Regions from separate parts of the Homo sapiens genome. Here regions 2, 3 and 4 are each linked to region 1. The links are chromatin loops, found by intact Hi-C in ENCODE. Cell type or tissue: OCI-LY7. All regions are shown on one strand. Each heading gives the region's core, and the rest is flanking DNA. Links, peaks and the distances in the headings are about the cores only.

Region 1 (5,620 bases), core at 288-5,287:
GGATTTACATAGAGAACTTTTTAAAATTCAGATGAAATAGCACAACCCCAACTCAGGGGATTGGGCAATATCTAGAAAATTTGCACAAGACTTTTGACCTAGCAATCCCACTTCCAGAACTCAATATCAGAGATACGATGGTACATTTCCCAAGGGAAGTGAGCACAAGGCTATTTATTGCTGTGCTATTTCCAACAGTAAATGCCCAGAAACAACCCAAGTATCCAGAGAGGAAAGAATTAATTTGCCCAAGACAAACCCTGTGCAGGCTAGTCTCCCAGAAAAGGAAAGGGCCTCTTGTGAAGCTCCCTGGAAACCACTGTGACCCTGTGCTTAAGACAATCAATTCTGGTTGACTTAGATTCCAGAATCTCCCTCACCCCCATGATGCTAGTGCTGGGGCTGGAAGTCCTTCAGTCCTGAAAATGCACATGGAAAATCTTGCCACTCATATGCTACCTAATAAAAGAGCTGAAATTGTTAGGCTTGGACGCCAGCCCTCTGATTGCACTATGAGAGGGGGTGGTGATTCTCCCAACCTGGAAACTGATCTGACAGGATAGGACCAGAGACCAGGTGATACCACCCCACATTGCTGTGGCACCCAGGTGTGATCATGGGGGATGGGCCAATACTTCATCTTAAATGCCTCACAACACAAGGATGAGGATGTCTTGTGTTTAGTTCTGTCTAGGATGGACAATGGGACACCAACCCTGTGTCCATGAATGTTTTCTCATGGATCTTGTGCTAGTAAGCCTGACATAACTCTACGTAGCCAATTTATCCATTTTTGCACTCAACTAGTGCAGTGAGCTGGGCATCTGGCCAAGCAGCCACCATACGTTTCTGGAAGGAAATCGCCACAGTTTGAATGTGTCCCCTGCAAAGTTTGTGTTTTGGAAACTTAATCCCCAATGCAACAGTGTTGAGAGGTGGGAGCTTTAAGAGGTTATTAGGGTCATGAGGGCTCTACCCTCATGAACGGACTATTGTTATTGTGGGAGAGGGTTCCTAATAAAAGAATAAATTCAGCTCCCCTTCCCCTCTTCCTTCTCTCCCTCTCACCTTTCTGCCTTCCACCATAGGATGACACAACAAGAAGGCCCTGGCCAATTGCAGTCTTCTCTATCTTGGACATTCCAGCCTCCACAACTATAAGAAGGAAATAAACCTCTGTTCTTTATAAGTTATCCAGTCTCAGTATCCTAATAGAGCAGCACAAAATGGATTAAAGTAGTAATCAACAGATCAGAGATCAAAGTCCAACTAGGTAGCAGGACAAATCCTCTTGGAGCAACATGGCCAGCTGTTGGGATAGTTAATCACTAATTGCTCATGGAAATCCCATAAAGTCTTCAGCAGCAAGAGACCCAGGGAGTAAGGCCTCCTGGAATAGAATTCCTTTGTTGTTATTAATGACCTGGCAGGAGTTTCCCAGGAAGGGGTAGCTTCATTGACGAGAAGGCTGAACCGGCACCCATGATAACAGTACAACCTCCTTGTGATGACTAAAGAATTTTCACTTCAGCCTGACCACTTGCTACTCAAGATACAGGAATGTTAGAGGCAGGCAAAGAACATCCTAAAGACTGAGATAAGGCAGATCCCAAAATTTTTACTACTTTTAGAATAAAATTGTAAAATAGGTAAGATGAAACAAATGAAGCTAAACATATTTTACTTAGATCCATTATCTCATTAAAAGTTACAAAATGGCTATAATCGAATTATTTTATTCCTTTTTCATTTATTAGTTAGAATTTTTCTATAAAGAACTTTTCTTCATCCACTCCTTGTATATCTTGAGGTACAGTTCATACGAGAAAGACAGAGAAATTCTAGGCTTATCTCCTTTCCTGCTCCAGACTTGGACTGTTCATTTCTCCAAGGAGCTTGGGGATTTTTTTGGTGAGAAGCAATGTTTAGAGACTACAGTCTGGGCTTAAAGGTGCCATTGCTCCCAAATTGATTATTTTGTATAAGCCTTTTCTGTGAACAGTTAAGAAATATGAAGTTTTTTAGAGGAGAAAATGCAGACAGTCCCCGACTTGGTTCTCAGCTTTACAATGGTGCAAATGCTATACGCATTCAGTAGGAACTGTCTTTGAATTTTGAATTTTGATCTTTTTCCTGCGAGCAATATGTAGTACAATTCTCACTCGCAATGCTGGGTGGCGGCAGTGAGCCACAGCTCCCAGCCAACCACATGGTCACAGGGGTAAACAGCCGATACTCTACAGTGTACTACTGTGTTGCCAGCATTTTTTGAATATTGAGTCTTGTGTTTCCACATCTTACCATGTCTACAAAATGCCCATCCGTGTTCTCCTGCTTCTGATAAGAAGAGGAAGGCAAATTACTTCTGAGTTTCTCAAGATAAAACTCAAGAGTAATTGCCCAGCATGAACGTGACAAGCCAGTAATAGCCACTGCATTTGAATTAGGACTTTCACATCCACAATCTCAACCATCTCAAAGGATAAGAAGTGAATCAGTGATGCAGTGAAATCATCCATATTGGTTAAATTCACTGTTGTTAGGAAGAAAAGAGCTGCGCCAACTGATGATATGAAAAAATACTTGTCACATGGATGGAAGACCAGATACAGAAGTATCAGATATAGTTTAAGTACCACTTAAACCGCAGACAATCCAGGCTAAGGCAAGAATTTTTTTATTTATTTATTTTTTTTTGAGACAGAGTCTTGCTCTGTCACCAGGCTGGAGTGAAGTGGCGCGATCTCAGCTCACTGCAACCTCTGCCTCCCAGGTTCAAGCCATTCTCCTGCCTCAGCCTCCCGAGTAGCTAGGATTACAGGTGCCCACCACCATGCCCAGCTAATTTTTGTATTTTTAGCAGACATGGGATTTCACCATTTTAGCCAGGATGGTCTCGATCTCCTGACCTCGTGATCCACCCGCCTCAGCTTCCCAAAGTGCTGGGATTACAGGGGTGAGCCACCGCACCCGGCCTCTACTCTTTTTTATACACTAAAAAACATTCTGATGATCCCACCTATATGCAAATATTTATAGCAAGTCATGGGCTGTTCCAGTGCTTCAAATGGCTCATAATTTTCATAATGTGAAGATCAGCAGTGAGGCAGCAAATGCCATATTGAATGTCTTAAAGCTTTAAAAAAGAAAAGAAAAGAAAAAAAGAGCTGCATAGGATAATTGTGGATGAGAAATATTTACCAGAACAAATGTTTAATGCCAATGAAACAAACTTTTTCTGAAGTTTGTTTCAGAAACAGAATGTTTGTATGCTGGAGCATACATACATTCATCGCACATCCAAGACAATGCCAAGATTCAAGGCATACAAAGACCATGTAATGCTGCTTTTGCCTGGAAATGTTTCAGAGTTCAAATTAAAGCATTTTCTAATCTACAACTTGGAGAACCCTATAGCATTCAAGAATGTGAACAGGCAAATACTTCCATTTCTTCTCATCATTAAAGAAAGCCTGGATGACCGGTTTTCTTTAAAAAAAAAAAAAAAAAAAAAAAAAAAAAAAAAAACTTGTGAAGAAGAGAAAAATGAGTAAGGAGGAATCTCTAGATTAAAAGAAATGTAAGAGGCGTGTTAACGAAATGCAGTGTATGGATACTACTTAGACCTAATTCAAATAAAACGGCAGCAAAAACTTTTCATAAGATAATTGAAGTCTGGGTGCGGTGGCTCGCACCTGTAATCCCAACACTTTGGGAGGCTGAGGCAGGCGGATCATTTGAGGTCAGGAGTTGGAGACCAGCCTGGCCAACATGGTGAAACTCCATCTCTACTAAAAATACAAAAATTAGCCAGGTGTGATGGCACACCCCTGTAATCCCAGCTACTCAGGAGGCTGAGGCAGGAAAATCACTTGAACCCAGGAGGCAGAGGTTGCAATGAGCAGAGATCACACCACTGCACTCCAGCTGGGCCACAGAGCAAGACTTGGTCTCAAAAAAAAAAAAAAAAAAAAAGACTATTGAGGAAATTTGACAACTGGCAGGTTATTGATGATGTAAGCAATTTTATTTATTGTTTTAGGTATGATCAAGATATTGTGTTTTGAAAACAATTTCTAAAGCTATATATCAAAGAAATAAAAAATGAGATTATATACTTTTTAAATTATTTTATTCCATAAAATAATTTAATAGTTGGAGTGAGGGAGGGAAGTTATAAAAGAAATAAGATTGGTCATGATTTGATAATTGTTTCATCTGGGTGACATGTACATGGGGGAGAGGCCATCATTATACTGTTTTATCTTTATATACACTTGAATTTTAGTAAAAAGGTCTTTAAAAACTTCTAGTGTTGAAACTCTACTCCAGGGATTTGGATTTAATAGGTCTAGCGTGGGGCCCAGGCACTAGGATGTTTTTAAAGTTCCAGGTGATTCTAGAGTGCAGCTGGCATTGAGAACTGCTATTCCAAGCTGAATTTCTTAAGAACAAGAGCTGTATCTTGGTCATTTTTACATCTCAAGCACATTCAACAGTACTAGGCACATAGTAAGGTCCCAGTAAAGTTGAATGTTTAATGAAATTGTAAGGACAGAACTCCAGGACAATGAGAAAAAGACTGAAGAAAAATTATGGCCTCAAATGAAGACCAGGTTAAACAAATTGAGAATCTGTGGCCTGCCTGAAGGCTCTCTGCACCACCTTCTCTCCCCTCTCTCTGTGCTGCCCAATCTCCTCCTTCAATCAAGGGAGAAATTGTCTTTATTTTAGGTCTACTTTATTCACCCTCCAGACAGGCTGGATAAATTCTAATAAACAAGTTTCAGGGGCAAAAAGCATCAGAAATAAGTCTGTTATATGAAAAAAGGTCTTAAGACATCTTTTCTATTTTTAACTTACTGTCTTCCTAGAGTCCAAGGTACCAGAATCAACGAAATTCACTGTTAACTAGCCAACAGATCTGTCATTTTTGCAGGAGTAGACTGAAGAGCAAGAATTATGGAGCTAGGCTTTAAACCCACAGAAGCCTTTCCAGAGAACTGGCATTTCTTTCACTTTGCACCTGTCCATCCAGGGCTGCATCTGCTACCACTTGGCACCTTAGGGGGACAGCCAGATGCAGGTGACTAATGACTGCTGGCAGGGACATCTGAAGCCAGGTCCCTTCCTTTTCAGATAGTTTTTTTTTCCAGCTGCCTGCTGGACATCCCACAACCATTTCAGACTCATCCAAAAGTGACTTCATCATTTTTTCCACCAAATCTGCACATCTTCTCACATTATCTAGCTCTAAGATGGCACCTCCACACACCCAACCCAGAAAACCATGTTACCCTCACTCCTCTCCCTTCCTCAAAACAAGACACTGAATCAATTGTCAGGTCCTGCTGGTTTTATTGCCTGTATATTTCCCAACTCCATGCCCACTTCTATTTTAGTTCAGGTTTTATTCTACATCTATTTGCAGATGTTTCTGCAAATCTGTCCTCCACATTATTACCAGAATAATCTACCTAAAATGATAACGTGTCCGTGTTACTTCCTTGCATAGATCCTTCAGTGGAACTCCTGTATTCTCCAGATTAAGTATAAACTTCTTAACGCAAGGCTCTCTGTGATCTGGTCTTTGCCTACTTACACAGTCTCATCTCTCACC
Region 2 (5,620 bases), core at 198-5,197, 120 kb after region 1:
TCTACGGTGAGGATACGCTGGACAAAGAGATGATTCCCATCCCAGGCAGGATGGAGTGGGACTGCGGGAGATTTTATCATGCTACTCAGAACTGTGTGCAATCTACAACTTATGAATTGTTTATTTCTGGAATTTCCCACCTCGTATTTTCAGACCATGGTTGATTTCAGGTAATTGAAATCTCAGAAAGCAAAACTGTGGATTAAGAGGGGACTACTGTATGTTAAAATCTTAATTGTTGGATTGCAGAAGTGACCTTGTGCTAAGGTTTTGTAACTATTGAGGGGCAAAGGTGGCTGACCTGGTTATTGGCAGATGGGTATGGGGAGCTGGTGCCTTCGGGGAGCTGGTGCCTTCAGGGAGCTGGTGCCTTCGTTTCCAGCCATGAATTGGTGTCAGCAGCCTCCCCAATCACCCTTGGGCAGGAAAGCTGTCAGGACAGAACCCTGTTAACTACTTTGAAAGTGTCATTGATGGCTCCTCCTATCTCTACGTCCCATCTCATCTGGATTGACTTAATTGTAACTACTACAACCATTAGATGATTTCGTGGATAAAGTAGTTTATCTTAAAATTAGCCAGTGAATACATAACGCTTCAGTGTGGCAAGCCAAGGAAGAGAAGTATTGCTAAATGATTAACAGCTTAGTTAATAAAATCAGTTCTGCCTTTGCCCTTGGACGTTATAATATTGATGATTATTCCTGTAAGAAGAATGGCCAGGAAAGTTGGAAAATCTAGTCAGTATGCATATGAAAAGTTGATTAGCTACCCTCTAAATGTAAATCTTAAATTGGGGAAGGTAGGGAGCTATAGAATCTTAGAAGATGGAGGTAAATCTTTAACTGGTATCTCAAGATGTTTTATTAAGTGAAAATAAGCAAGTAATATATACACACTTCTATATATAATAGTGTTTTTTTAGTTTTTTTTAACTGTGATCCCCACAGTAAGAATATATTTTACATCACAGCTAAGTACATTATACTTATAAATATGATATAATAAAACTAAAGTTTTATAAAACTATATTCATTCTCACTGAGAGCAAAGCATTCTGATTCTCTACTATGATCAATTATTATTTTTAATGCTAAGTTGACATGATCATCTACTAATGGTAGATTTCACCCACAATTGTGAAAACATCCATTTAGCATGACCTCTTTGTGCTCAAAAGAGGAGAAATCTCTGGAAGTATATTGAAGAAATGTTACCATTAGGTTCCTTGTGATGCGTGGCTTGGGGATTGAGGTTGAGGGAAGTAATGAGATTTTTGCCCCTTTTTTTTAATTTTTAATACTTGAATTTTTTTTTACTGTAGATATGAAGTACTGTAAAATAATAATTGATAAAAGTAACAAGCGGAAAAAACTGTCTTGTCACTGTGGCATTCTGTTCCCTGATATGGCTCTTCCTTGTCTTACCTCAAGTCCTCAGTTGTTGCCCAGACAGGATCTCTTCCTGTCTGCCACCTCTCATTCCAGTTAGTTCCACTTTTTTCCCCACTGAGATTTCAGCTTCACGGAAAGAGTTTTTATGGAACTAAGAAAAGAAGTTCAGAAAACTGGCACTTCATTTATAAAGTGAACTCACAGAATTGTGTCTTTCCTTTTGATCTTCAAGTTAGATCTAGCACAGAAGTCACTTCTGTGAATTAAATTCTTTTAACCTAAGGAACTGAACTTAACCTTGTCTGTAGCATATTCTTTGAAAAGAATTTATTCTTTTATGAAAAAATACTGTATAAAAAACATTTTGAGTAGAGATTAATCAGTATCTTTTTTTTTCTTAATAGGTTTTCAAATGGAACATTTTGATGCATCACTTAGTACCTATTTCAAGGCATTGCTAGGCCCTCGAGGTAAGGTGGTTTTTGGTTTTGCTTACCTTCTGCAGCATCACTCCCTGCCTATAGTCCCTTGTAAATATTGCATGAGGAGATAGTAGAAAATGTTAGCATTTTCTATGATAAGTCTAAAACTTTATCCTGGATAACAAGGAATTTGGAGAAGTCTCTGACAGAGACACCTGCTGTGGGTGGTCCTCCGTTGACTTTAACTGGAGTTTAAAAATATGCTGTAAAGCTTGTAGCCTGAGAATACTATAGATTTCACCATTATCAGTGGCATTTTTTTCTCAATTCTTGGCAGTCTTTAAGAAAAACTAGTTTCCAAAATGCAGTGTTGCAATAGGAGTTTAAAACCTTTCCCCTTTTACAATTTTAAGGGCTTTTTAAGGTCTTCTCATTTTGTATCATGTTAACTCACTGGTAAATATGCACCTGAACCTTACTTGCTGTATCTTTTAGAAAGTAAATCAGCTTCATATTGCCTTCTTTTGATGTCATCTGTAAAAGTCTTTTAAAGTCTTTTGTATAAAGAACTTCTTAGGCTCACAGAAAAACTAGAAATGGCTTTTAAACAGACAAAAAGAATCTCAGTTTCTCATGATTTTTAAAACACAAAAGAAATAACAAAAGGACTTAGTCTATTAACATGGCAGAGATGAAATAATAGGTTTCATGTCACCTATGATAATAGTGATAATAGTGAAGGCGTGGAGAAAGAGTACAACCTCTCTGAAAGGCTGTTTTGCCTTCTGTTGGAATTAAAATGCACATGCCCTTTTGCCTAGCCATTCTACTCCTAATACTTTATCCTGTGGCTAGCCTTGATTAGTTATGCAATGATACATATCAGGATGCTCATTACAGCATTGTTTTTCAAGGAATCATCTGGATGCCTGTCAGTAGGGGAGAGGTTCTGTAAATTAGTGTATGGCCCATTGAAAAGAACAAAAAAGAATAAGTTAGATCCATCTGTATGTGCTTGGGTTGGGATAGTGCCTTACTTTAGCTGTAAGGGACAAAAAATCCAACTCTAAATGGCTAAAATAATAATAATAATTATTAGCTTGCATTACCAGGTGGAGCAATTCCGTAGTTATTTCAGGGACTGTATGATGTAACCAAGGATCCTTGTTCTTGTCATTTTCTACTTTGCCACTTCCAGGTATCAGCAGCTCTGTCCTCAGAATGGGTCCCCCACTTCACACAGTTGTAGGATGGCTACAGCAGCTCCAAGCAGCACATTCAGAGGAAGAAGAAAAAATGTTTCATTTGTGTGGTTTTAAGCATAAAGAAGTTGTTTCCCAGAGCTCTTTGCCAGCTGTCATCCCTCAAAACTCACTGGCCACAATTGCTTCACATGCCCCTGCCTGAACCAGCCACCAGAGGGGGTTAGGACCACCACAGATTGACTAGATCCTAAGGATTCTCTACCTGGGGCTGGAGTTCGGGTCAGGTGCCCGGGAAGCACTGTGCGGTGTGGGAGGATGAATATGTGCCAATTTGGAAAGATGAGTATTTGTGGGAAAATGAATAAAGCAAAGTGTAAATCAGAGGTTTAAGTTAAAATAGGGAGATTTGTGTGTATTTATTGTTTGTGATATATATGTTCATACAAAATAACAGTCTGATGTTAGTTGCTAAGTGGGAACTGGTTTTCTTAAAATTGACAGCCAAGGCCCAAAGCTGAGAACAAAAGGTGTTAAGCATCCCCTTAAAGTCCCTGGGGCCAGCCATTTCCCTGAATGACTTCTAAGCACAACCAGTTCTGCCGGACTGACAGTAACACCCTCCGTGACCATAGCATAACTAGTGGGGAGGGTGTGGAGGGCATGTCCCTCTGAAGCCAAAGCAAGCCAGCCATGAGAGAAATGCTGGGAAAGTTTAGTGTGTACAGTGCAAGAAAGGAAGACTGACTGACAGTTCCCCACGTGGACATATGCTTTATTGAGCCTGTTCTTGTTCTGTGAAATCAAGGTGAAAACGACTGGAGAGAGTAGCAAGATGGTCCAGTCTGGGAGGGGTCAAAGAAAGGGCAGAGCCGGGTGTGGTGGTTCACTCCTGTAATCCCAGTACTTTGGGAGGCCAAGGCAGGTGGGTCCCCTGAGGTCAGGAGTTCCAGACCAGCCTGACCAATATGGTGAAACCTGGTCTCTACTAAAATTACAAAAATTAGCGGGGTGTGGTGGTGTGTGTCTATAGTCCCAGCTACTCTGGAGGCTAAGGCAGGAGAATCGCTTGGACCCTAGAGGCAGAGGTTGCAGTGAGCTGAGATCACGCCACTGCACTTCAGCCTGGGCGACAGAGTGAGACTCCGTCTCAGAATAAATAAATAAATGAATAATAAAAAAATTAAAGAAATGGCAAAGGCTGTCCTCCCAACTGCTGCTTCTCTGAAGACGCAGTAGGTGAATGCTGCATGTGCCTCATGTTCTGGAGTTGTGAGCCTTGGCGGGTAGTTAAGATTGAGGAGCCACAGGTTTTCGGGGAACATCATAGCAGGGTTCAAAGGGGAGCATGCTTTTCAGAGGTAGCTTCCTGGGGTCAGCCAGAGTATGAAGCTGAATCTTTCAGGGGACACATAACACTTAGGGGCTCTGGCTGCCAAGGAGTTTCCCGCCATCCAAGAAGAGGTTGTCAGTTTGCTGCTGGCGGCTGACCTGTTTCCCTCTCCCTCCTCCCTGCCTAAGAAAAGGAATAGGGGCAGGAGAGGCCCTTCCTATACCAGTATCTCCTCTGGATCCGCCTAGGTCTTCGCTCTCATGCTACTACTCCTCAGTTTGTTAAATACTGCCCTTTAAATAGGCATTTATCTGATCATTGCTGCTTCACCTTCATGTTTTGTTTTGTTTTTATTTTCATTTTTGAGACGGAGTCTCACTCTGTTGCCCACGCTGGGGTGCAGTGGTACGATCTCAGCTCACTGCAGCCTCTTCCTCCCAATTTCAAGCGATTCTCCCACCTCAGCCTCCCAAGTAGCTGGGATTACAGGTGTGCAGCACCATGCCTGGCCAATTTTTATATTTTTAGTAGAGATAGTGTTTTGCCATGTTGGCCAGGCTGGTCTTGAACTCCTGACTTCAGGTGATCCACCCGCCTTGGCATCCCAAAGTGCTGGGATTACAGGCATGAGCCACCACACCCAGCCCTTGTTTTGTTTTTAAATCATTGTCCTCTCTGCTGTTGACCATTACACTCATAGCAAAGGCTGCCTTTCTAATTAGTGCCAGTTTCACTAACGTGGCTAAGCAGCACGTTTTCTGAGTCTGCATGTGCTGGCCACACTTGCCGACTGACACACAGCTGAGATGGAGGACTTCAGAGTTCAATGACTGCCATTTCTTGGGTTTTATCACCCTATGTGTAATCTGGTATACCTGGTTAATAAATCCAATTAATGGGAAGTGTAGCCTTCTCCTTGTTTTCTTCTTAAGTTCTTTGGAAAGAATATTTGTATTATTATTTTACTGAGCAAAAATCATGAATAATACATTGTTATTCAGAGCATGTAACAAGGAGCTTCACCTTGTTTGATATGTATTGAAAATCCATGCCTCCTCTCCTGATTGCTTTATTGGAATTAAGAACATGAATACCAGGTGACTTTTATATCATCATGGTTAGAGAAATTTTTTCAACGTTTGAAAAGTTGTGAATGTTTTTATATATCATTAATTTTTTTTAATTTTTCAGATACTAGAGTAAAAGGATGGTTTCTTCTGGACAATTATATACCCACATTTATCTGCTCTGTCATATATTTACTAATTG
Region 3 (5,620 bases), core at 297-5,296, 100 kb after region 1:
CACCTGAGTAGTCTGAATAAGAAAATGTTTACTGGGAAGCTTCATCAGACCACTGTGAAAATGAGTATTTGAAACACCTGCATTTAGGTAAAGTCTTAAACTTTTGTGAATGGAGTCATAGTTCAGACTATTCCTTGCCAACATAAACCTTCCTTTACAGTTACAGGTGCCAAAAAAGTCACCACCACATGTGATTGGGTTGGGGAAGTTGATTGAATTTTTAAAAAATCAAATGCTCAGCCTAGTTTGTTTTTCTCATGGTCGTAGATTTTTTTAAAAAATTGAACTTTTTGAGAGAATTGTAGATTCATATGCAGTTGTAAGAAATAATACAGAGATCCCAAGTACTCTCTACCCTGTTTCCCCCAGTGGTAACATTGTACAGGACTGCAGCACAATATCACAACCAGCATACTGACATTAGTACGGTCCAGATACACAACATTGCTATCAGCACATGTGGCCTTCATAACCACATCCTCTTCCATCCTGCCTTCACACCCTTTGTAACCCCAGGCAATTTGTTAATCTCTTTTCTATCTTTATAGTTCTGTCATTTCAAAAGTGTTTTATAAATGGATGGCCCTTTTCACTTAGCTTAATTCTTTAGAGATTCATTCAGGTTGTTGAATGTATCAGGTTTGTTCTTTATTGCTGAGTAACGTTCCGTGGTGTGGATATACCATGGTTTGTTTTAACAATTCACCTGTTGGAGAGTATCTTGTTTGTTTCTAGTTTCTAGCTAGAATAAAGCTGCTGTGAACATTCGTGTACAGGTTTTTATATGAACATAAAGTTTTCATTTCTCTAAAATAAATGCCCAATAGCTTCATTTGAATTATGGCATGATATTTAATTATATTCCTATACTATAATTTCTGTAGCAGAAGGTTACTTCTAGGTTACGGAAGGTTTCATCTAGAAGGTTACTTCTAGATGGATACTTGAAGGCTAACCACCTTTCAGTTTTTGTTACAAATATCACTGATGACAATCATAAGTCAATCTTAGTGCACATCTGCTTGTATTTCCTTAGTGTAGATTGCTAGCAGTAGGCTTGAGTGTATAAAATATTAAACCTTTTTTTAAAGTACCTCTCCTTTTCTTAAAGTTATTTTTAATTTTTAAGTATATCTAATTGCAGAGCATTGTCATTACCTTAGAAAGAAACATCATAAACAGTATCGGTCACTTCCCATTCCTTCGTTTCCCCAGCCCCTGGCAACCACTGATGGATCTGCCTATTCTGGACATTTCATATGAATTGAATCATCTGTGGCCTTTTGTGTCTGGCATCTTCCACTTTGCATAATGTTTTCCAGATTCATTCATGATATAGCAAATGTCAGTACTGTCTTCCTTTTAATGGCCAAATAACATTCCATTGTATGAATGTACAACATTTTGTTTATTAATTAATCAGTTGATCGACTTTTGGGTTGTTTTTACTTTTTGACTGTTATAAATAATGTTACTATGAATATTTGTGTACAGGTTTTAGAGTGAATGTGTGTTTTCATTTCTTTGGGTATATACCTAGGAGTGGAATTGCTGGGTCATATGGTAATTCTGTGTTTCACTTTTTGAAGACTTGCCAAACTATTTTCCACAGCAGATGTACCATTTGACAGTCCCGCCAACAGCAAGCGCCTGAGTATTTCACTTTCTCCATCTACTTGGCCAGTATTTGTTATTTTCTGTTTTTATGATTATAGCTACCCCAGTGGTTATTACATGGGTCTTTTTTTAAAAAGAGCTGTTTTGGCAACACTGCCTTGCTTACCTACCAGGTAGGACAGCCACAGGAGCGCTGTTTATGTTGAAGTTTCCAGTGGTGTCAGTTGGCTGTCTCTAGGCTTTTGTGGAAGAGAAAATTGTGTAACTGCCTACCTCTCCTGCCAGAGCACCAGACTTGATGTGAAGTTCTGTGAAGAGCCCACCCAGTCACCTGTCAGCTCATTTAGCCACACTGGAGAGTCTGTTGAGGTACAGAGGGGAGTTACCAGTGTCGTTTGTGGACTCAGTTGCTATTTTGGAACAGAAATTTGCAGAATCCTTTAAGCTGAAAAATTTCCATGCTAGTATGTATCATATGAATAGCAATTATTTACCCTTTCACAGAAAAAACCAACGGTCTTTTCTGTGTGTATTGTGAGATAAAGTCTGGAGGGGTTTGTGGTTTTCTTTTTAGTAGGTAACAGTTCGAAATTTGTTGCAGATCATAAGCTGCCAAATAATAGCTTTAAGATGTACTTTTAAAAATCAACTGTGTGATTGGCTGGGTGCAGTGGCTCACTCCCGTAATCCTAGCACTTTGGGAGGCCAAGGCAGGCAGATTGCTTGAGCCCTGGAGTTGAAAACCAGACCAGCCTGGGAACAGAGCGAGACCCTGTCTCCAAATTAACAACATCAACAAAAAAATCAACTTGTGATAATTGTAAAGAGCACAAGTTTTGGACCAACTACAAATTTAAGTAACTTAACTTTGTGAGCTACTTAACAGTAAGTAATGTGATTAAGTCTTCCCAGTGTGCCCGAAAATTTTTTGATTTTAGCACTGAAAGCCTTACATCCCGGAAAATCCCCCAAGAAAAACAGAACAGTTGCCTACCCTAAGCCATATAAACCTAGAGTTAACTACTTAAGATCTCTGAACTTTAGTTTCCTCGTCTAGAAAATAGGGATATTTCCTTAGTGAGTCTTTGAAAAGCCAGCTACGTAGTAGGCTCTTAGTAAATGTTAGATCCCTTGTCTCAGGCTAGTAACAAAAGTGTTGTATTGTTTTCCTAACCAAATTCTATACTTTAGATAATAAGCCTTTTCACTTCTCTTCCCAGTTCCAGTTAAATCGAGGGGGAGGGTTTATATTTTATTAGGCCGTGCTTGTAATTGGTGCCTTAATTATGTGTGGTAACCAAAAGGAAGGCTAGCAAGGGGAAGTAGAGTTGTCTTGTAAGAACCTCTTCTTCCAGCCCCACTGACCTTGTTAATTTCTAAGGCTTTTATCTATTGTTAACAAATTACCCCCAAATTTGCCACCTTAAAATGCAGAAACATTTACTGTCACACACGTTTTCTGAGGGTCAGAAGTCCCAGCAAGGCCTACCTGGGTGGTTTTGTCTCAGGGTCTTTCATGAGGCTGCATTCATCTGAAGCTGAGCAGGCCAGAAGATCTGCTTCTGAGCTCATTCAGGTGGCTGTTGGCAGGTGGCCTATTTCCTGCCACATTGTCCTCTCCCTAGGACTGTTTGCAGCATAGCAGCTGGCTTCCCCCAGAGCTAGTGGTCCTAGAAACACAGACAGAAACATGCCAGCTGACCAAGATAGAAGCCACAACATCTGTTATCACCTAATCCCAGAAGCGACATACCATCCCTTTTGCTTTATTCTGTTGGTCACACACACAACCCTGGTTCATCGGGAAAGGGCACTACATAAGGGTGTGAGTATCAGGTGTACCAGGATCTTTGGGGGCATCTTAGACTCTGCCTCCCATAGATACCGTATTTACTTGAAGAAAGCTTGAGGTCCTGTAGTCTAGGTAATGAAACGAATATAATAGGAAGCAGCTCAGTTTAGGATTGATGATAATAGAGCCAGAGCCCACGTTTCTCAACCAGTGTTCAGGTTCTTCCTATCACCCATCTTGCCTCCTTCCAAGGAATGTATGGAATTGTCCTTGGCCAAACATTTGATTTGGCAGCAGCAGCAGCAGCAGCCTGTCAGCAGTGTTCCATACTGCCCCAGTTCAATATGATGAAACAGGGAGTTACTAAATTCCTTTCTGTGTCCCAAGAACAGCTACTAGGGATTACAAGGAGCAAGACAGATACGTTCCTTGTTCTCACAGAGCTTTATAGACTTGGCCACTGTTGACTCCTGGTAGTAATGGTGTTATGGATCTCCTCTACTGATAGTAATATTTCTGCAACAGCATCCCCCAAAAAAGAGCTTACCGGTAAAAAATCCATCAGGTGCAGGATGGATTAATGTATGCTTGTTATGTGTGATGTGTACCATGTCACACAGTGTTTGAAAAATATGAGAACTGATCTCTATCTTGATACGAGGTTTTATTTCAGCTTGAGAGATGTTTGAAAAAATATGATTGCCTCCCCGCCCCCCGCCCCACCTGCGCATCCCCTCCCCCCAGCTGGTGGAATTAGAGGAAACAGGGAATTGCTGCAGAATTTGTTGGAATAAAAAATAACTTGTCCTTGAGACCATCATCCTAGTCTAGGCTCTGTCTCTGTAATACAGTGTATGGATACCGTCTGGGTGATAAAAATTAAAGGGTGGCAGGGGATTTTAGTAAGAGTCCAAAACTTAATTGATATATATAGCAGTGGTTCCCAAAGCAGGCTGTTTCCCAGAATTACCTAACGATCTTTTCAAAAAGATATTTCCTAGCATCTATTGAATTAGAATTTCTAGGATTGGATCCCAAAAACCTGATTTTAAAGCTGTTAGGTGATTTTAAGATGCAACCAGATTTGAGAGCCCATTGATATGAAACTCTAGAAAGTCATTCATTCATTGATCCACTCATTATTCATTCATTCACTCTTAGTTTCAATGAGCAATCAATAATTGGTCAGGCACAGATCCAGACACTCTAGCGATAAAATGGGAACACCAGAGGTTCTGCCGTTGAAGAGCTTAGAGCCTAATAGGATGTGGACAGATAAACAGATAATTACAGTATAACTGATAATCACAGCACTTAAAAAATAAGCCTGTAATTTTATCACTGATTGAGATACAGTAGAAGTGATGATGAAGAGTATGAAAATGAGGTCAGGGAGGATTGCTGCCCCTTTACTTCCCATCTAGGTCTTAATTACAGAGATCTTAAAGAACTCTGTTACCAAACATCTTCTTCCAAACAACTTTTTTTTTTAACTTGATAATGTTATTTTAAAACTACATAGTTCTGTATCTTTTTCTCGTAAAACTATATGAATTCAGGCAATACTAACACATGTCACCATCTTTTATGTAAATACATGAAGATGTCCTCTTGAGAGACTGCATGGGGTATTTTAAGAATGATAGGCAATAGAGTTGGAGATGTGGTTCAAATTCTGGCTCCACCCAACCTCTGTGACTTTGGCAACTCAGCCCCCTTTTCAGTTATGGTAAATGAATAAGTTTATTGGCCATCTATCATATGCTAGTTGCCAGGAGTACAAAAAAAAAGGCTTATCAGATGCAGATTTATTTCTGCTCTGTACTAAGGTTGGGATAGACACTGGCCTGCTCTTCTACTCACAGAGAAGTCAGTGACCAGCATCTCCTTGACATTTCAGAGGAATTTATCTAGAGTCTTTTATAAATCCCCAGATTCACAAGTATCATTTGTGAGTCCATGCCAAATAGAAAATAACAGAGCTGTGAGGTATGGATGTGAGCATGTTTCACTGCCATGGACCTTGCAGGGAACTCCAGTTTATGCCTTAGCAAAACTCTTCCATAAACATTGAATATGAAACTGATCATTGTCAAAGGTCTCTGTAATGATGATAATAATAGAAACATTTTTACGGTACTTGCTGTGCCACACACTATTCTAAGCATTTCACATATCTTAACTCATTTAATCACATGAGGAAGTTAATGT
Region 4 (5,620 bases), core at 481-5,480, 75 kb before region 1:
GGACTTTTTTTGGTTGGTAAGCTATTAATTATTGCCTCAATTTCAGAGCCTGTTATTGGTCTATTCAGAGATTCAACTTCTTCCTGGTTTAGTCTTGGGAGGGTGTATGTGTCAAGGAATTTATCCATTTCTTCTAGATTTTCTAGTTTATTTGCATAGAGGTGTTTATAGTATCCTCTGATGGTAGTTTGTATTTCTGTGGGATCGGTGGTCATAGCCCCTTTGTCATTTTTTATTGCGTCTATTTGATTCTTCTCTCTTTTCTTCTTTATTAGTTTTGCTAGCGGTCTATCAATTTTGTTGATCTTTTCAAAAAAACCAGCTCCTGGATTCACTGATTTTTTGAAGGGTTTTTTATGTCTCTATTTACTTCAGTTCTGCTCTGATCTTAGTTATTTCTTGCCTTCTGCTAGCTTTTGAATGTGTTTGCTTTTGCTTCTCTAGTTCTTTTAATTGTGATGTTAGGGTGTGAATTTTAGATCTTTCCTGCTTTCTTTTGTGGGCATTTAGTGCTATAAATTTCCCTCTACACACTGCTTGGAATGTGTCCCAGAGATTCTGGTATGTTGTGTCTTTGTTCTCATTGGTTTCAAAGAACATCTTTATTTCTGCCTTCATTTCGTTATGTACCCAGTAGTCATTCAGGAGCAGGTTGTTCAGTTTCCATGTAGTTGAGCGGTTTTGAGTGAGTTTCTGAATCCTGAGTTCTAGTTTGATTGCACTGTGGTCTGAGAGACAGTTTGTTATAATTTCTGTTCTTTTACATTTGCTGAGGAGAGCTTTACTTCCAACTATGTACCACGTATGTTATGCTGCTCACAATCCAGTGTTGATGTGTACTTTAAAAGTAAAATATGTCAAGGCTTTATATCTAAAATATGGGAAGAACTCTCAAAACTCAACAGAGAAAAGCAAACAATCTAATCATAAAACGGGCAAAAGTCATAAAAGAACTATTTCACCAAAGAGGTGAGGCAGATGGCAAATAAGCACGTGAAAAGATGTTTGACATCATTAGCCACTAGGGAAATGCAAATTAAAACCACAATGAGTATTACTACTTGCCTATTTAAAGAGTTAAAATAAAAAACTAGTGATAATACCAAATGCTGGGAAGGACACAGGACACCTGATTACTCGTGTGTTGCTGGTGGGGATATAAAATAGTACAGCCACTCTAAGAAACAGTTAGGCAATTTCTTATAAAACTAAATGTGTGATTACCATTCGACCCAGCAGTTGCACTCTTAGGCATTTATCCCAGAGAAATGAAAGCTTATATTTACACAAAAGCTGTATACAAATGTTCACAACAGCTTTATTCCTACTAGCCCAACACAGGAAACAACCCAGATGTCCTTCAAGAAGTGAATGGCTGAGCAAATTGCAGTACATCTATCTCATCTAATACTACTCACCTATCTCATCGAATACTACTCAGCAACAAAAGGGAATAAACTAGTGATATCGGCAGCAATCTGGATGAGTCTCCAGTGAATTATAATCAAGAAAAAAAAAAGCCCAATACAAATTGGTTGCTAGAGTTTCAGGATGGGGCAGGGGGATACAGGAGAGAGGTTGGTGTGGTTATAAAAGGCCAGTTCAAGGGATCCTCATGAAAGATAGAACTGTTTGGTGTCTTGACTGTCAAGTGGAAACATGAACCTACAATGGTGATAAAATTGTATAGAACTAAATACACACACACACACACAAATGCATACAAGTAAAACAGGAGAAACTGAATAAGATGGGTCGATCTTGTCAATGCCAATATCTTGGTTGTGATACTGTACTACAGTTCTTCAAACTGTTTCCACTGGAAAAAAATTGGGTGAAGAGTACATGGGATCATTCTGTATTATTTCTTATAACTGTATATAAACCTAGAATTACCTCAAAATTAAAAGTTTAATTTTAAAAAGGTAATTATACAGGCACGAGAACGTATAAAGAGGTACAAATGTTCCCACCATTAAAGAGTTTATCATGGAGGCAGGGTTAGGAAGCCAGTGGTTTTAGAGATGGCAAAGTTTTGTTGATCACATTCAGGAGACGGTGTAATTGTACCAGATGAAGTCTGTACTCATATAATCATACCAGTGGACATTTATTGCACAAATCTAAATGCTTTCCATGTGGCATCTCAGTCTTTACTAGAACCCCTGCAGTAGGATATTATGATTGCCATTTTGCCAGTAATGAAACTAAAGCATAATCAGGTTAAGCAACTTGCCCATTTTTTTTTTCAATCCAAGACAATCCTGATTTGGCTAATCTTGACTGATATTTTGGTGCTTATATATAAAGAGCTCTGGATTATTTGTCAAAAGTCTTGAGGGGGTGGGCACAGTGGCTCATGCCTGTAATCCCAGCACCTTAGGAGACCAAGGCGGGAGGATCACTTGAAGCCAGAAGTTTCAGACCAGCTTGGGCAATATAGTGAGATTCCTGTCTCTGCCCAAAAAAATAAAAATTAGCTGGGCACAGTGGTGTGTGAGTGTAGTCCCAGCTACTCAGGAGGCTGAGGCGGAAGGATTGTTTGAACCCAGGGCTTCAAGGTTACAGTGAGCTACAAATGTGCCATCGCACTCCAGCCCGGGCAATAGAGTTAGATCCTGTCTCAAAAAAAAAAAAAAAAGAAAAGAAAAGAAAACAAAAGTCTTGGGTTCTAGTCCCACTTTACTGCTGATTAACATTTTAACTTGAAGAGTGATTCAATCACTCGGTTGCCCCACTTGAAAAAAAAAAAAAGCTGGAGTACATATCTAGAATCCTTACCACACGAACATTCTATATTTTTGGTTCTTTGACTCTAAAATGGTCAGCTTAAAAGAGTGTTTTCCATCCCTCTTTTGGCTGTTAGAGCCATCCCTGGTGACTTTACCCCTTTCCCCTGAACCTTTCATATGTTTATTGAGCATCCACTCCAGTTGTGCACTGGTGTTTGTTTTCACGGGGTTACTGGTACCCTCCACCCTCACCCCTCTTTCTCCCTGCAGAAAGCTTTTCTAATACTTTCAGCCGTGGTCAATTTCAGGTGATAGCAATGGTAATCATTTATTGAGTACTTACCAAATGCTAGAGACTGACACAGGCTATGTCATTTTTTCAATACCAAGCCCTGTGAAATGGGTACTATCAGACCATTTTTACACCTGTGGCTTAGAAGACTTAAATGTCTAGTGTAAGGGCGGTTGTAGTGGTAGGCAGAGGCAGGTCTCAAACCCTCGCCTACCTAACTCAGACACACTTGGCAATACTATATATCTCTTTAAGCCTTTCAGAGGATATGTTTTAGGAGGTGGATTGTTCCATTTTATATATATATGAACATGATAGACAGACAGATAGATAGATAAATAGATAGAGATAATTTTAAACGTGCTCACTTTCATTTATGAAAATTTACATTTGATAACTAAAAGAGCCTTGCAATTCCAGCATCTCCCTCATGGTGGCAGTAGAAGACTAAGTCATGTACACGCAGCCTCCAGCACCAACAACTAACCCAGAAGAAACCTCCTTAATAAATCAGCTTTTGGTCAAGATTGGTGTTACGTAAAATGCAAAATTAGGACCCTCGGAAGGGGAAAAAAAGAGTCTCAAGTATCTAGGTTATTGACCCCAGAAACAAAAGAAATTTGACAAACTTGCAAAACAGAGACAACAACTTCCTATGGGGGAAAAAAAAACAAAGCAACTACTTGTTGCTGCCCACCCGTTTAGTAACTGGCCTTGGTAGTCTTCCAGCAGCAAGCACAATAGCCTTGTCCACAGATGCTTTTCCCATTTCCTCGGTCCCCTTGAAACCAAGCTTTTGAGAACAAATAGTTTATTTCTCCTTTCTTAATTTGCTCTGAAGGTTTTTAACACAGCGATAACTGGCATATAGAAATTTCACATATTTTTCTTGATCACTATGGCCTATCAACCCCCGCCTGATGATTAAATGAAGGACGATGTATCCAAGGTTCTTAAAGAACTTGGTTGCAACGAATGAACACAAAAAACACCAGACAATAAACATGTATTGAATTATATCTGGGTACAGTAGACACCATTGGGCAGACTTCAGAATTAGCCCCCGGAAGTTTTGCTTTTGCTTGACTCTTGGTCATAGCTGATTGGACTAGAAGTGAACACCTGACTCAGGAGGAGGAAGTTCATTGGCTGACCAGGAGCCAATTAGGGTCTCTCTCTTGAGAACTCTGACTAAGAGACAGAGATGCAGGTTATTTAGTCCAGTTGCGGGTGTAGCATTAGACAGATATAAAACCCAAGAACTCTTGGTACTGAGGCCTGGTTGTTCAACTTTCCTCGGATTTTAGGGGGTGACCAGGATCCCTCCCAGCAAAGTATCATTTTTGTTTAAGCTTAATTTCAGTGGGTTATGTTACATGCATTCTCCATCAAAGACTCCAAGCCCTGTGCAAAGTGCAGTGAGGGCATACAAAGAATTTATGACATTTCCCTGCTCTCCTGGGTATGGGTAATTTTCCTTGCTGTAGAGAGAACAGGGTCTCTGGAATTCAACCCACCTTTGTGACCCTGTGAATGTTCCTTTTTTTCTCTCTCAGAGATTCAACTTTGTTCTCAGTAACATGGAAATGATAGCATCTGCCTAACAGTCATTTTGAACAGGAAGCGTCCCTCTGGCCGGGTGCCTCGTGCATGGCAGATTATCAGTAAATGTCAGCCTCTGCACTGCTTTGCAAGTAGGTCCTTTGGCCGCTCTCAAATGCAAGTCACACAAAGATTGTGGGAGTTTTTTTTTTTTTTTTTTAAATAGAAAATACATCATTCCTATAGAGAAAAAAATACAGTCACATTTAATAATGGCTGTTTAGACAGGGACAGGTTCTCTCGAGCCTCTGGAGGTGGTGGAAAGTGGAGGTGGGTCACTGATCCCAAGAAATAAGCTACAGGACTGAGGCCAGTTTCTGGAGAGGGGATGGTCACTCCTATATTTAAGCCAATAGTGAAGGTTAAGTAGGAGAGTCCAGAGGGACCCTTGAGCCCACTTGCTTGACAATATTGGTGCAGGACAAGTCTAACCCTCCTAACTGGGCAGCTGCCCCCTCCCAATAGTGGTCTCTCTTATGGAGAAAATTTTTACCCGATCAACTTATTCTCGTGAAGCACAAGGGCCTGATATGAACACCCCTTCTGTAGGCATTTTCAAAGAACTTAGTGAGGGTAACAGAAAGAAAAACCTCTATGCATCGAACTTCAGGCACCATCGGAGAAATGTCTTTTCTTAGATTGGCTTTCAAAGTATCTTTAAATCACCCTATTACAAATGGGGTATTAAATAGCCTGCTCTGCCTAGAGAAAAGGTTCCCAAGATTCCTTGTAGCTGCTGGGAAGTTACTGAAATCCTCAGTGACGTGTTTTGAAAAAGTGTTGACAATACAGCGGAAAGTTGCATCTGGCAGCTAACAAATATTTCTTGAGGGTCCACTCGATGCCAGGGATTGTTGCCCTGAAAATGCAAGGCTACCAAAACAAGCAGTTCAGGCCCTCAAGAACCCTGAATGTTCATGAGTACCCACCAAGTGTCACATAGAGCTTATGTCTCAGATGTTTTTCACAGTCCACCCCCCCAGGATGCATTTCC

Evidence for each region. Hi-C counts contacts between places; a loop is a spot of excess contacts. Peaks named below come from ENCODE experiments on the same cell type or tissue, not always from the same donor. Only the 100,000 strongest peaks of a DNase experiment are listed, where the experiment ranks them.
Region 2: a loop joins it to region 1, with 4 times the contacts of the local background. A loop is called at or near these places in 23 of 110 quality-filtered maps.
Region 3: it touches region 1 in a loop (6-fold over the local background); 19 of 110 quality-filtered maps call a loop at or near these places.
Region 4: it touches region 1 in a loop (4-fold over the local background); 34 of 110 quality-filtered maps call a loop at or near these places.

The regions. Positions count from the first base shown.
Region 1 is chr6:53,407,421-53,413,040 of GRCh38, reverse strand. No RefSeq gene overlaps it. Among named protein-coding and RNA genes, the nearest start is that of GCLC-AS1, 21 kb to the left of the region's middle. In OCI-LY7, for the core only: CTCF peaks have their summits at 1,980 and 2,180; a DNase peak (open chromatin) is centred at 2,200; H3K4me3 peaks cover 449 bases; H3K27ac peaks cover 660 bases.
Region 2 is chr6:53,291,886-53,297,505 of GRCh38, reverse strand. ELOVL5 (ELOVL fatty acid elongase 5) reads left to right here. Exons shown (of 8, transcript NM_021814.5): 2 at 1,799-1,864; 3 at 5,543-5,620. The coding sequence starts at 1,807. Among named protein-coding and RNA genes, the nearest start is that of MIR5685, 18 kb to the right of the region's middle. In OCI-LY7, for the core only: CTCF peaks have their summits at 3,018 and 3,217 (motif pointing right); a DNase peak (open chromatin) is centred at 3,215.
Region 3 is chr6:53,307,397-53,313,016 of GRCh38, reverse strand. The region is part of intron 1 of ELOVL5 (ELOVL fatty acid elongase 5); the gene reads left to right. Among named protein-coding and RNA genes, the nearest start is that of MIR5685, 33 kb to the right of the region's middle. RefSeq lists a silencer at 272-566 and enhancers at 2,897-2,946, 3,037-3,146. In OCI-LY7, for the core only: no CTCF peak of the experiment used is centred there; DNase peaks (open chromatin) are centred at 446, 1,956 and 3,246; H3K4me3 peaks cover 3,885 bases; H3K27ac peaks cover 5,000 bases.
Region 4 is chr6:53,482,670-53,488,289 of GRCh38, reverse strand. The region is part of intron 3 of GCLC-AS1 (GCLC antisense RNA 1); the gene reads right to left. Among named protein-coding and RNA genes, the nearest start is that of GCLC-AS1, 54 kb to the right of the region's middle. In OCI-LY7, for the core only: a CTCF peak has its summit at 3,435; a DNase peak (open chromatin) is centred at 3,469.